Linked DNA regions of Homo sapiens: regions 1 and 2 are each linked to region 3. Evidence: read pairs that join two places in POLR2A ChIA-PET (ENCODE). Cell type or tissue: GM12878. All regions are shown on one strand.

Region 1 (4,000 bases), 770 kb after region 3:
TAAGAAATGCATACTTTGCTCTATACAGGGCTTTCTTATCTGCTCCTGATTACACTCAGCTAGTGACCATGAAATCTGGAATAATCACCCGCCGGGAAAGGAAAGCCTTGGCCACAACCAGGGCCTAACAAAGCCAGCTCTGCATTTACTGATGATCACACAACTTGCTCACATGACAATCTTGAGTTTTCTGATGCACAGATAATCACTCCCATCCATACCTGAAATGCAGCCACAGCTGAGAGGGTGCCAGGTGCCTACTGAAACCAAGAACAATCCTATTACACGGTATCTTAGGGTCCAAAGAGAAAAGAGTTTCCAACTGAAACTATGCAGGAAACTCAGGTGGGCAGATGGTAATCATCAAAGCAGGGATCTGGCAAAGAACACCCCCCCACTTGCAGACAAAGAAAAAACCTAGAGGAAAGTGTATTCCTGAAAGCAGAGAATTTTCATGGGAGCAAGAACATGAAGTCATTCTTGCTGCCAGTGAGGTGCCAACTAAGGCTGCTTCCCAGAGACACTGACATCACGTTAGAAAGGAGAAGAGGCTGGTGCTGTGGCTCATGCCTGTAACCCCAGCACTCTGGGAGGCTGAGGTGGGCAGATCACCTGAAGTCAGGAGTTCAAGACCAATCTGGCCAACATAGTGAAACCCCATCTCTACTAAAAATTAGCCAGGTGTGGTGGCAGGCGCCTGTAATACCAGCTACTTGGGAGTCTGAGGCACGAGAATCGCTTGAACCTGGGAGGTGGAGGTTGTAGTGAGCTGAGATCGCACCACTGCACTCCAGCCTGGGCAACAAGAGCGAAACTCCGTCTCAGAAAAAAAAAAAAAAAAGGAGAAGATATGCAATGTGATAGTGGGACCCGAGTGACTTGCTTTTGCTTGCTCAGGTCCACGTTCCTTGATCCATGTGTCCCATTCCACTCTCCATGCTCTGTCTTCTGATCCTCACTGTGTGGCCAGGACATAGAAGGTCTTCACTGCTATCACGTGACACTATAGTTCCTGAGGGCAGGAACTATATTTTCCATTTCTAAGAGTGCCTTGACAGATTCCTCATTGAGCTGAGAAAATAGCAACCTACATCTGGCATGTGTCTACAACTGCATCTCAAACCTTGTTATTTGTAAAGCTTCTCATACCATCCCCCTTCATCTGTGAAAGCCCTCAAGGGCTTTCAGCACTGATATAGTCTCCCCTCCTAGGGCGCATTTCACACCAATTAAGGATCCACAAGCCCATCCCTTTACCTGAATGAGATATTCCAACTTAGCTGCCCCTTCCCAGTTTGACCTTTTCTGTTAATATTTTAATGCAGAGAGATGTGTCCCATCAGATTTCTTAGGCTGTAGATACTGATTCCCTTCAAGGGCTGTTTAGATGCTACTGCTGATGAAGTGGCAGGACAGGATGCTCTCAGCCAAAGACAGGGACACTCTCTCACCAAAGCAGCAGGGAGTAACACACACCCCTACAGCCTTCACAGCCCCTAGAATCCACCGGGGCAATGCCAAAGAACTGACACTAAGGTATGCTGGAGTTGGCTAAGGCCTCTAACTTAGTTTCATGAAAAAAGTGTGGGCATTTGTAAGGGCCTGTTTAATCCATTCCAGCTCCACCCCCCTGCACCACCCCCCACTTTGTACTGTGAGTTTCTGAGCAGAAATAACCAACTACAGATGGTTTCACTACTTCAAAGATGTTGAGAAACCACTGACCCAGAGATAGGAGGGAACTGGAACTCCAAACCTCAGGGCAACTACTCACCACCAGCACTTGTGGTGACCAAATCAACACACTTCCAGAACCTAGAGCTGTTCTCTGTGTATGTGTGTGTGTGTGTGTGTGTGTGTGTGTGTGCACGCTTTTTTTTTGACCAACCACTATCACTTTCCACCCAGAACAGATGCCTGTAACACTGAACACAGCTTTACATAAGCATCTATGGCTGTGATTCTCAATCCCGGCCACATACCGGAATCACCTAGGAAAGTTAAAAAACATGGATTTCCCCAGGCCGGCCTGTAGAAATTTGAAATTCACTGGTCTCCAGGGGTGGTCTGAGCATCAAAATTTTTAAAAGCAGCCATGGTTGAGAACCTTCCATGGTAACACCAACAACCAATTGCAAATCATGAGGAATCAAGAATCCTAGCCCTCACAGCCCACCCTGAACCCCAAACCTCTTTCCATCCTGTCCTCAACTGCAGGCCCCCATTTCTAGTCCAGAGTTGACTATACAGTGATTCTGAAACTATTCAAATGAGTAATAGAGTCATTTCTTTGAATGCAAGTGCAGGAATCAGAGTTTTTAAGGTGGAAGAAACTTTAAAATCCTGCTAAGCCAACACCTTCAGTTTATAGAAGAGGAAGCCAGGGGCCAGGGCAGAAAAGTGACTCACCCAAGGTCCTGAAGCTGGTTCACAATGAGGCAGACCTAGAACCCAGGCCTGCTGCCTCTAATTCTCTCTCCTCCACACCAGAGGAGCCCCTATGGTGACAGCCGCTGGACAAAAACGGTGACAAAGGATGGGTCAGTTGTTTACTGAGCCGTATGCTTTCAGAGGCCATCCTCTAAATGCTTCACCTCTGAAATGCTCAGTCTCCTCACTGGCCTTAAAACAACTGAGGGCAAATATAGCCAAGATAGTGCTTCTCTTTAAAGATTCCCGAGCATCCTAGTCGATCATAATCCTCAAAGAATATACTTTCCGGCTGTCTGAGGTTCATGAAAAAAGCCATTAGCACAGAGTCTAACCCAGGTTTGAAAGGGCACTCTGTTGAGCAGCAGGTCTGAGGGACTGAAGCCAGCAGTAGATTCTAGTTTCTTACGGATAAGAGAGAGCTGATTGTTGGTTTCCACATCTCTAACCAACCTGTGAACACGTTTCCCTTCCTTCCTGTATTTTTATGGCACTACGGTTGGAATGCAGCCGGTGCCTAGAAGCACAGAAAACCTGTGCTTCAGGCTAAATTTGAATTCCTCTTTGCCTGCAGACTGATTTCCCCTACCCTGGGAGTCGGTTCTCAGGGGAGGTCTCATTTCACCCTGGGACGCTCCATGAGGGCAGAGCTATGTGTGACCATCCTCATCAGCAACGCATTGCAGCTCCTGGACCACTGTGTCTGATGGCACCACCACCAACAAAAGAAGCTCAGTAAATATGTGATGAATTAAACAACAATGATAATACAATTAAATAGGTCATTAAGGAATGGTTCCCCTCTGAAGGCAGAGCATCAGATGAAAACTTAGATTTGTCCCCCAGGAAAATATATGCATTGAGAAAACAGCCAAAGGCAAGAAGCCAAGGAGAGTTCAGAGGGCTATCATGAAAATCTGAGACTGGCCAGGCACGGTGGCTCATGCCTGTAATCCCAGCACTTTGGGAGGCCGAGGCAGGCAGATCACGAGGTCAGGAGATGGAGACCATCCTGGCTAACACAAAGAAACCCCGTCTCTACTAAAAATACAAAAAAAAAAAATTAGCCAGGTGTGGTGGCAGACGCCTGTAGTGCCAGCTACTCGGGAGGCTGAGGCAGGAGAATAGCATGAACCCCGGAGGCAGAGCTTGCAGTGAGCCGAGATCGCATCACTGCACTCCAGCCTGGGCGACAGAGCGAGACTCCATCTCAAAAAAAAAAAAAAAAAAAAAAAGAAAAAAAAAGAAAATCTGAGAACGGATACACAGATTCTTTCAGATTCTCCCTTCAAGCTTGTCATTTTGTAGAAGAGAAGACCAACACCCAGGAAGTCAAGTTGACTTCCCCAAAGTCATAAAGCCCATCTCCACCAGCAAGAGAGGCCAAGGACCCTCAACCTCACCCAGAAAACAGGATGCTAAGATCACAGTTTCTTTGGGTCTCATTTTATTTGTTCACTTGCTAATTCAACACTTTTTAGAACCTGGGGGCTCCAGTAATCATGAACATCAGAGTAGGTTGTGTGAGGAGAAAGAAGAAGAAATGGCAAACATTCAATTTCAGATATTG
Region 2 (4,000 bases), 480 kb after region 3:
TAACCAAATGCTTACAACTACAATATATTATGCAGTTATCAACTACTTAGCTTTCATTTGAAGGGTTCAAACAAGTTAGTGCAGCCCCAATTGGCTAGCAGCATGGTGTAATTATTTGTAGAGCTAATTCTACAGCAAATTTCCTATGGCAAGAGAAAAAGAGGACAAGGCTGCAACTTGTGTTAAATGCCTACCTGAACCAGACAATCCTACCAACTGATTTTGACTAGTGAATCTGTCTCAACTTTGGAAATGAAATTACTAGATTGAATAGATTAGTTTTCTTCCAGTACATTTAGAGAAAAAATTTGCTTCACTTTCATCCACTTCTATTTTTATGAATTGTATAGGTAAGTCCCTGGTGCATGAGACAAAGAAGTTTGTGGCATCTAGCTGAAATCTTCTTTAAGGACTCCCAGGGATGTGGTACACAAAAAAAGGGTACCCTATATCCTTAAAAATATATACATCGTTTGAGAATTCTATCTGTGGAATAGGTAGGAGATGACAGCTTGTTGTTACTTAATTTAATGTTCACAAGTCATTTGTATAAAATCCAAAGCACGGCCGGATGCGGTGGCTCACACCTATAATCCCAGCACTTTGGGAGGCCGAGGCTGGTGGATCACTTGAGGTCAGGGGTTCCAGACCAGCCTGGCCAACATGGTGAAACCCCGTCTCTACTGAAAATACAAAAATTAGCCAGGCATGGTGGTACATGCCTATAATCCCAGCTACTTAGGAGGCTGAGGCAGGAGAATTGCTTGAACCCGGGAGGCGGAGAATGCACTGAGCCGAGATCGCACCACTGCACTCCAGCCTGGGTGACAGAGTGAGACTCTGTCTCAAAAAAAAAAAAAAAAAAAAAATCCAAAACAAAGATTGTAGAAACAAATACTATATGATCAAAGCCCAGGTATTATTCTCTTTTGAAAGTGTGCAATTAATCTTTTAAAATGCTCAATTGAGAAGAAATCTGAGCTTGTTCTTATCTCTTAGAAATTACATAATTAGCAGTTTTTCTTTAAAATGGGTATCATGTTGTTAACAAACAAAAATTGCTACATTAGGGAAGACTTTCATATTTATTATGTATTTATTTAAACTGAATATGTGTAATCCAGAAGAAAACTAGTTTTAATATCATATTTAAAATAACGTTTTCTATTTCTAGCTTCTTTGACCAGATTATTCTCCCACTTAATTTATTTTATTTTATTAATTTTTTTAGACACAGTGTCTCTGTCATCCAGGCTGGAATGCAGTGGGATGATCATAGCTCACTGTAATCTCAAACTCCTGGGCTCAAGTGATCTTCCCTCCTTAGCCTTCCCAGTAGAAGGACTACAGGCCTGCGCCACCATGCCTCGCTAATTTTTGAAACTTTCTAAAACAGGGTCTCACTATGTTGTTCAGCCTAGTCTTGAACTCCTGGCCTCAAGCAATCCTCCCAAAGTGCTGGGAACTCCCACATAATTTTTATTCAGTAAGCCCTTTTGAAATTTTAAGACACTTTCACTCAAATTTTTTTATTACCTAGTTTACATAACGATTACTTTCAAATTTTTACTTCTTTGGAAACTCCTTTGTATCAAGCTTCTCTGCAGAGCAGACTGCATGGAAGTTTTTAGGAGGGTCAGAGGTGGGAGTATAGGAGTAAAGAAGTTTGTGTCTATCACACCTTTGTGCTAAGCAACTTTGCAAAGTGGGGGGCCCTGTATAGAGAAAGCAAAACAAAATTTCCCATATAATATCAGGTCTGGTCCACAATTAGTTGCAGAAGCAAAGCCTCCTGCACCTTATTCGAAGGACTCAAGTCAACTAATGAGGTCTGCAATTAGCCTCTTTGGTTGCAATCAACTACAAGTGCAATTTCTGTGTGTGAACTAATTTTGTGTGTAAAAGTAGTCTCATCAAAACAAAAGCCTAACTTAGAATGAAATTCAGATCCTATACCTCACTTAGATCCTAAGAAGAAACAAATTTCTTTCATGAGCCATGAGGTAGACCAAAACTAAAAGGCTCTGTGCAATGCAAGTATTTTCTTAACCTTCTGTAAGTACTTAGATCTAAGTACTCCAGAGTCTAGAAAAGATTGCCTTATTTTATTATTGATATTTTACTAATTTAAAAATAATTATATTGTATAATGATTTAAATGTTTTTTCTTTTCATATTACTGTTTAAATGTGTTATGTTTCTACACTACATGTAAGTACACAAACTGGTTATGCTCACATATGAATATGAATAAACTGCAATCCAGCATTCTGTTACAACAGATCACTTAATGCATTGCTCTACTTAAAAGACTTTAACAAAGAGCTAATATGTATGTAACAAAGAGATTCAATGGGTTGTGCTGCTTGTCAAAACTCTACCAAGTCAGCTTAGGAAATCTGACCTCACCAAGGAAATTTAACACACTAGTGAGATGCAAAACAAAACAAAACAAAATAAGGAAGCAAACAAATCCCAAACATGTTGACAGTAGCTCATGTCTTAAAAGAAACTCCAATGCAAATTTCTGAAATTCCCAATGTCATTTTGGCATACCTTTTTTACCAGTGTGTTTCAGACAACAGCTTTTAAGTTCCCCAATTCATAAATGTAATTAAATAATTACATTAGTGCTAATTAACATGAAACTGCAGATTATTTAAGTGCAAAAAACACTATTCAACTTCTTAATTATTCTTGTTCACACAGCATTTCCTTTTGCTCAGGCGCCCTAGGTGCAAATAAAGCATCCCATCTGCTCGTAATTAGAACTAAATAATTTCAGAGAATGTAGCTTATCATTTTGACTGCACATTTGATTAAAAACAGTGTACAAGCAATATCCTGGCTTATTGGCGTAACAGCAACAACACATACAAGCCTGTGTTCTTCTATCATTAAAGAAGATCGAAAACATTATCTGTTATTTCGGGGAAAAATACAACTTTTTAGTTCATTTCATACAGATGAAAGCGAATTACAGCAAATCACCTCTCCACTGAATAGCAGCCCCCACATAATGACTTTATTTGCTTAATCCCCAAATTAAACGCCGTTTCAAGCGAGGGTCCTGTGTTATTACTCTCATCATGTCGAGAACATTTTCCTGCCGAGACCAATTTGAATAAAACAAGGGGCCTTCCTTGAACTCAATCAAGGAGCCATAATGTGGTGGGTAATAGAGGTTGCTGATAGATTTGCAGGCAAAAGTGTTATACCTAATGATGGGATATGGATAATAGTCCTCCTGGAGGTCCTGATGCGATTCCAGTTGGCTGCCAGATGCTAAAAATCAAGAAGAGCATTGATCAGTGACAGGAAGCTGTAGTGGATTCATCTAGTCAAACTTCAGCTGTTTTTCCACTGTACAGTTAAGCCAGGCATAAATTATATTAATTGATTTAATTACATACTTAAAACATCTTCCCCAATTAATTTAATTAGGTGGCTACATGATGCTACTGGCAGGGGAAGATTAGAGGCAGCTCACTTAATTAACAGAATATGAATGAAAAAAAGAGAAAGCAAACATAAATGAAATTGTGAGCACTAATTAAAAGGCTGTCTGCAAACTTAAATACTTTCTGACAAAGTGGTGACAGCAATGTAGACAAGAGAGGATTTTTTTTTTCTGAGCAAATTAAAGTGCCAGAAGGTATATATAGGGAGAAAAAGTAATGCAGTTAAAACATTGATTTTCTGACAGAACTACCATAGTCAAAGTGAAGGGACTTTTTTTTTTTCTATAGAAAAATTGCAACAGATTTTGCAGGCACGAAAGCCAGATTCTTGATTAGGGCTAAACTATGATGCACAAACAAATGTGGGGTTTGTGCATCATACATTGAGGGGAGTGAAAGGCGTGGGAGTCTGAGGCAAGGAGAGTAGTTGGAAAGAGAAAGGGAAGATAGAGACAACTTATTACAACCGCTCAAGCACGAAATGTTTAGAAAAAGAGGTCTGCCTTAACAGCTGGCAGCCTTGTGCACCTTGGCTCGAA
Region 3 (4,000 bases):
AGTAGAGACTGACCTCAGGTGATCTACTTGCCTCGGCCTCCCAAGTGCTGGGATTCCAGGGGTGAGCTACCGCACCTGGCTATGAATTTTAAAATAAGAAAGAAGATGGCCGTTTTACATACTGCACATTGAGACTCATAGCATGCAATCTTCCTGAAAGTTACTCAAAGACACTCTGCAACTGCCTGAAACATAAGTTGAAAATCAAGAATTTAAGGAAATACAGTATGGCTGATGGTCTTTTTTCAAAGATGACCATATCAGCATATACATATGCATGTACATGTGTATACATGCACACACGTGTGTACATATGTGGGCACCCGCACATGTTCATCTTACAAAGTGATCTTGACACACTTCCATGGAAGTTGGGCAGAACTTTGTACCTGTCCCAACCACCAGGATGCAGCAGAAGTGACACTGAATGATTTCTGAGGCTAGGTCATAAAAGGCAATGGCTTCCACCTGGCTCGCTCTCTCTAGATGCTTGCCTTTGGAACTCAGCCACTATGTTGTGAGGGAGACCAGGCACACCAGAGGCCATGTGTGGGTGTTCTGGTCAATAGCCCCAGCGAGGCCTCCAGCTGAGTGACAGCCAGCACCAACTTCAGGTAAGCAAGCCTTCAGATGATTCTAGACAAGCTAGAGGCTCAACTTTGGAGTTTTACTGCGAGGCCTCAGACATTTCACATCTCCTTTGGAGGAGAGATAAGCCATCCCTGTTATACCTTGTCTAAACTGTAATGCACAGAAAGAGCAAGAGGTAATAAATGATTATTGTTTTAAGCATTAAGCTTTAGGATAATTAATTTTAATTTTTATTTTATGTTTTTTGAGACAGTCTCACTCTGTGACCCAGGCTAGAGTGCAGTGGTGTGGTCTCGGCTCACTACAACCTCTGCCTCCCAGGTTCAAGCAATTCTCCTGTTTCAGCCTCCCAAGTAGCTGGGATTACAGGCATGTGCCACCACACCCAGCTAATTTTTGTATTTTTAGTAGAGACAGGGTTTCACCATGTTGGCCAGGCTGGTCTTGAACTCCTGATCTCAGGTGATCCACTTGCCTCGGGCTGCCAAGGTGCTAAGATTACAGGCATGAGCTGCTGCACCTGGCCTATTTTATTTTTTGAAACAGTCTCTCTCTGTCACCCAGGCTGGAGTGCAGTGGCGCAATCTTGGCTCATTGCAACCTCTGCTTTCCAGGTTCAAGCAATTCTCCTGCCTCAGCCTCCCAAGTAGCTGGGACTACAGGCACACACCACCTTGCCTGGCTAATTTTTGTGTTTTTAGTAGAGACGAGGTTTCGCCATATTGGCCAGGCTGGTCTCCAACTCCTGGCCTCAAGTGATTGGCCTTCCTCGGCCTCTTCTAAAGTGCTGGGATTACAGGCACGAGCCATTGCACCTGGCCACTGTTTGGGGCTAATTTGTTTTACAGCCATAGTAAGTGGAGCCTGCAGGAAATGTGGAAACCATTTAAACACAGAGTATCAAATAAATAATGATAAACATGGCTAAAATTTGGATCCCAAATTTAAAACCAATTTTTTGTAAAAAGAAGACCTATATCATTTTAAAAAAGAGAGGTGTGATAACCTAGGCCTCTAATGAAGAGATATGGAAGGAGGGCCTGAAAAACTTCTCACTTTATATTGGAAGGGAGGCAAACATGGTAGATTTATTTTCAATCTGATAGAGAAACATGGTGTGTTAGGATGTTCTTGCATTGTGTAAAGAAACACCTGAGACTGGGTAATTTATAAAGAAAAGAGGTTTAAATGGCTCATGGTTCTACAGAGTGTACAGGAAGCCTGGTGCTAGGCATCTGTTTGGCTTCTGGGAAGGTCTCAGGAAACTTTTACTCCTGGGAGATGGCAAAGGGAGAGCTGCTGTTTCACATGGCAGAGCACGAGCAAGAGAGAGCGTGGGGGAGGTGCCACACTTTACAACAACCAGATCTCATGAGAACTCACTATCTCCGGGAAAGCATCAAGGGATTTACCCCCATGACTCAAACACCTCCCACCAGACCCCACCTCCAACATTGGGGATTACATCTCAACATGAGATTTGGAGGGGAAGTCCAAACTATACTACATGGGTTCAAAAAAGTTTTTAAAAATCTTCAAGGTGTTGGCAGAATTAAAACAATAGGCTATATAGCTATATACTTTTCAAATTACAGAAGATAAAAACAAATCATCAGCCAGGTACAATGGTGCACCTGTACTCCTAGCTACTCAGGAAGCTGAGACTGGAGAATCATTTGAGACCAGGAGTTCAAGTCCAGCCTGGCAACATAGCGAGACCATGACTCTAAAAAAATACATCATCGGCTGGGCACGGTGGCTCATGCCTGTAATCCCAGCACTTTGGGAGGCTGAGGCAGGTGGATCACAAGGTCAGGAGTTCAAGACCAGCCTGGCCAAGATGGTGAAACCCTGTCTCTACTAAAAATACAAAAATTGCAGGGCGCGGTGGCAGGCGCCTGTAATCCCAGCTACTTAGGAGGCTGAGGCAGGAGAATCACTTGAATCCAGGAGGCGGAGGTTGCAGTGAGCTGAGATCGCGCCACTGCACTCCAGCCTGGGCAACATAGCGAGATTCTGTCTTAAAAAAAAAAAAAAAAAAGGGCCAGGCGCGGTGGCTCACGCTTGTAATCCCAGCACTTTGGGAGGCCGAGGTGGGCGGATCATCAGGTCAGGAGTTCGAGACCACCCTGGCCAACACAGTGAAACCCTGTCTCTACTAAAAATACAAAAATTAGCTGGGCATGGTGGTGGGCGCCTGTAATCCCAGCTACTTGGGAGGCTAAGGCAGGAGAATCGCTTGAACCCGGGAGGTGGAGGTTGCAGTGAGCCGAGATTGTGCTACTGCACTCCAGCCTGAGCAACAGAGCTAGACTCCATCTCAAAAAAAAAATAAATAAATAAAAAATACATCATCATGCAATTTTGCTTATCATAGAAGGCAAAAACAAAAACAAACATGAAAAAGAGAAGGCATAAACCAAAATAAAAGAAATAAAACCAAACATGCCAACATAAAAATAAACGCATGATACTAAAAGCCAAAGACCTTCAAACTGGGTTAATACGATTTAAGTACTACAAGGTATCTATATTACTGTGTATCAGATATTTTGAAATAAAACCGCACTCTTTCCATCTGTAGGGTCCCTGCATTAGGCGAGCGTGCCTTTTAGGCCACCTCCTCATCAGTCCTGCCCTGCTCCCTGCTCAGAGGTACTGAGTGCCACAGTGTCCCCACAGACACAGGCAGAGACAGTCTAACGGAAGGGGTGAGGGTGGACAGAAGTGACTGCCTCAGAAAACCATACTTGAGTGTTAGGAGTGTGCTGCCCATTTGCTGGTGAGTGCAGCCCTGTACAGTGAATGAGGGCCTAAGCTTCTCCCTGCAAGCTTCCTGTCTGCAGGTTCTGGGCCACTTTAGAGGGCAAAGTATGCACAGGCCACCTACCATGTGACTTCCCCCAGCCCCAGTGGCAGGTTATTAGGGAAATTTCCATCTTGGACTCTGGCCAACAACTGACCACTAAGTTTTCTGAATGGTTCTCAGTTTTTGTCTTTTTCTGTGTCTCAAGTAGCTTTCGAATTTAAGTTGGAAGATGGCACATCAAGGAAGTTTGATCTGTGGTCATCTTAACTCTTGAAATCCTCTTATCTGTCCTTTGTAACAGAAGCTTTAAAGAAAAAAATGTGTCTATTAAGGCCAGGTGTGGTGGCTCACACCTATAATCCCAACACTTTGGGAGGCCAAAGTGGGAGGATCACTTGAGGCCAGGAGGTTGATGTTATAGTGTCGCCTAGGCGACAGAGCAAGAACTTGTCTCTATAAATAAATAAATAAATAAATAAGATTTAAAATTCAGGTGCTGTGCCAGGTGCTGGTGATACAGGAGACAGAAAGAAATTATTCAGGCAGATCGTGAGGGTAAGAGTCCTCGGCAGAAATTCCCTTTCAACAAAAAGCAGCCCA

Evidence for each region. ChIA-PET counts read pairs that join two places held together with the same protein. Peaks named below come from ENCODE experiments on the same cell type or tissue, not always from the same donor. Only the 100,000 strongest peaks of a DNase experiment are listed, where the experiment ranks them.
Region 1: POLR2A ChIA-PET joins it to region 3 with 5 read pairs; 1 of 35 experiments calls an interaction of 5 or more read pairs at or near these places.
Region 2: POLR2A ChIA-PET joins it to region 3 with 7 read pairs; 2 of 35 experiments call an interaction of 5 or more read pairs at or near these places.

The regions. Positions count from the first base shown.
Region 1 is chr15:67,083,736-67,087,735 of GRCh38, reverse strand. The region is part of intron 1 of SMAD3 (SMAD family member 3); the gene reads right to left. Among named protein-coding and RNA genes, the nearest start is that of SMAD3, 20 kb to the right of the region's middle. RefSeq lists an enhancer at 3,967-4,000. In GM12878, no CTCF peak of the experiment used is centred here; DNase peaks (open chromatin) are centred at 1,735 and 2,307; H3K4me3 peaks cover 2,052 bases; H3K27ac peaks cover 3,779 bases.
Region 2 is chr15:67,372,652-67,376,651 of GRCh38, reverse strand. It overlaps IQCH (IQ motif containing H), which reads right to left. Exons shown (of 21, transcript NM_001031715.3): 9 at 3,990-4,000; 10 at 3,219-3,285. Among named protein-coding and RNA genes, the nearest start is that of IQCH, 120 kb to the right of the region's middle. RefSeq lists an enhancer at 3,305-3,826. In GM12878, no CTCF peak of the experiment used is centred here; no DNase peak of the experiment used is centred here.
Region 3 is chr15:67,853,960-67,857,959 of GRCh38, reverse strand. No RefSeq gene overlaps it. Among named protein-coding and RNA genes, the nearest start is that of RNU6-1, 16 kb to the right of the region's middle. RefSeq lists an enhancer at 1,831-1,910. In GM12878, no CTCF peak of the experiment used is centred here; DNase peaks (open chromatin) are centred at 1,929 and 3,519; H3K27ac peaks cover 372 bases.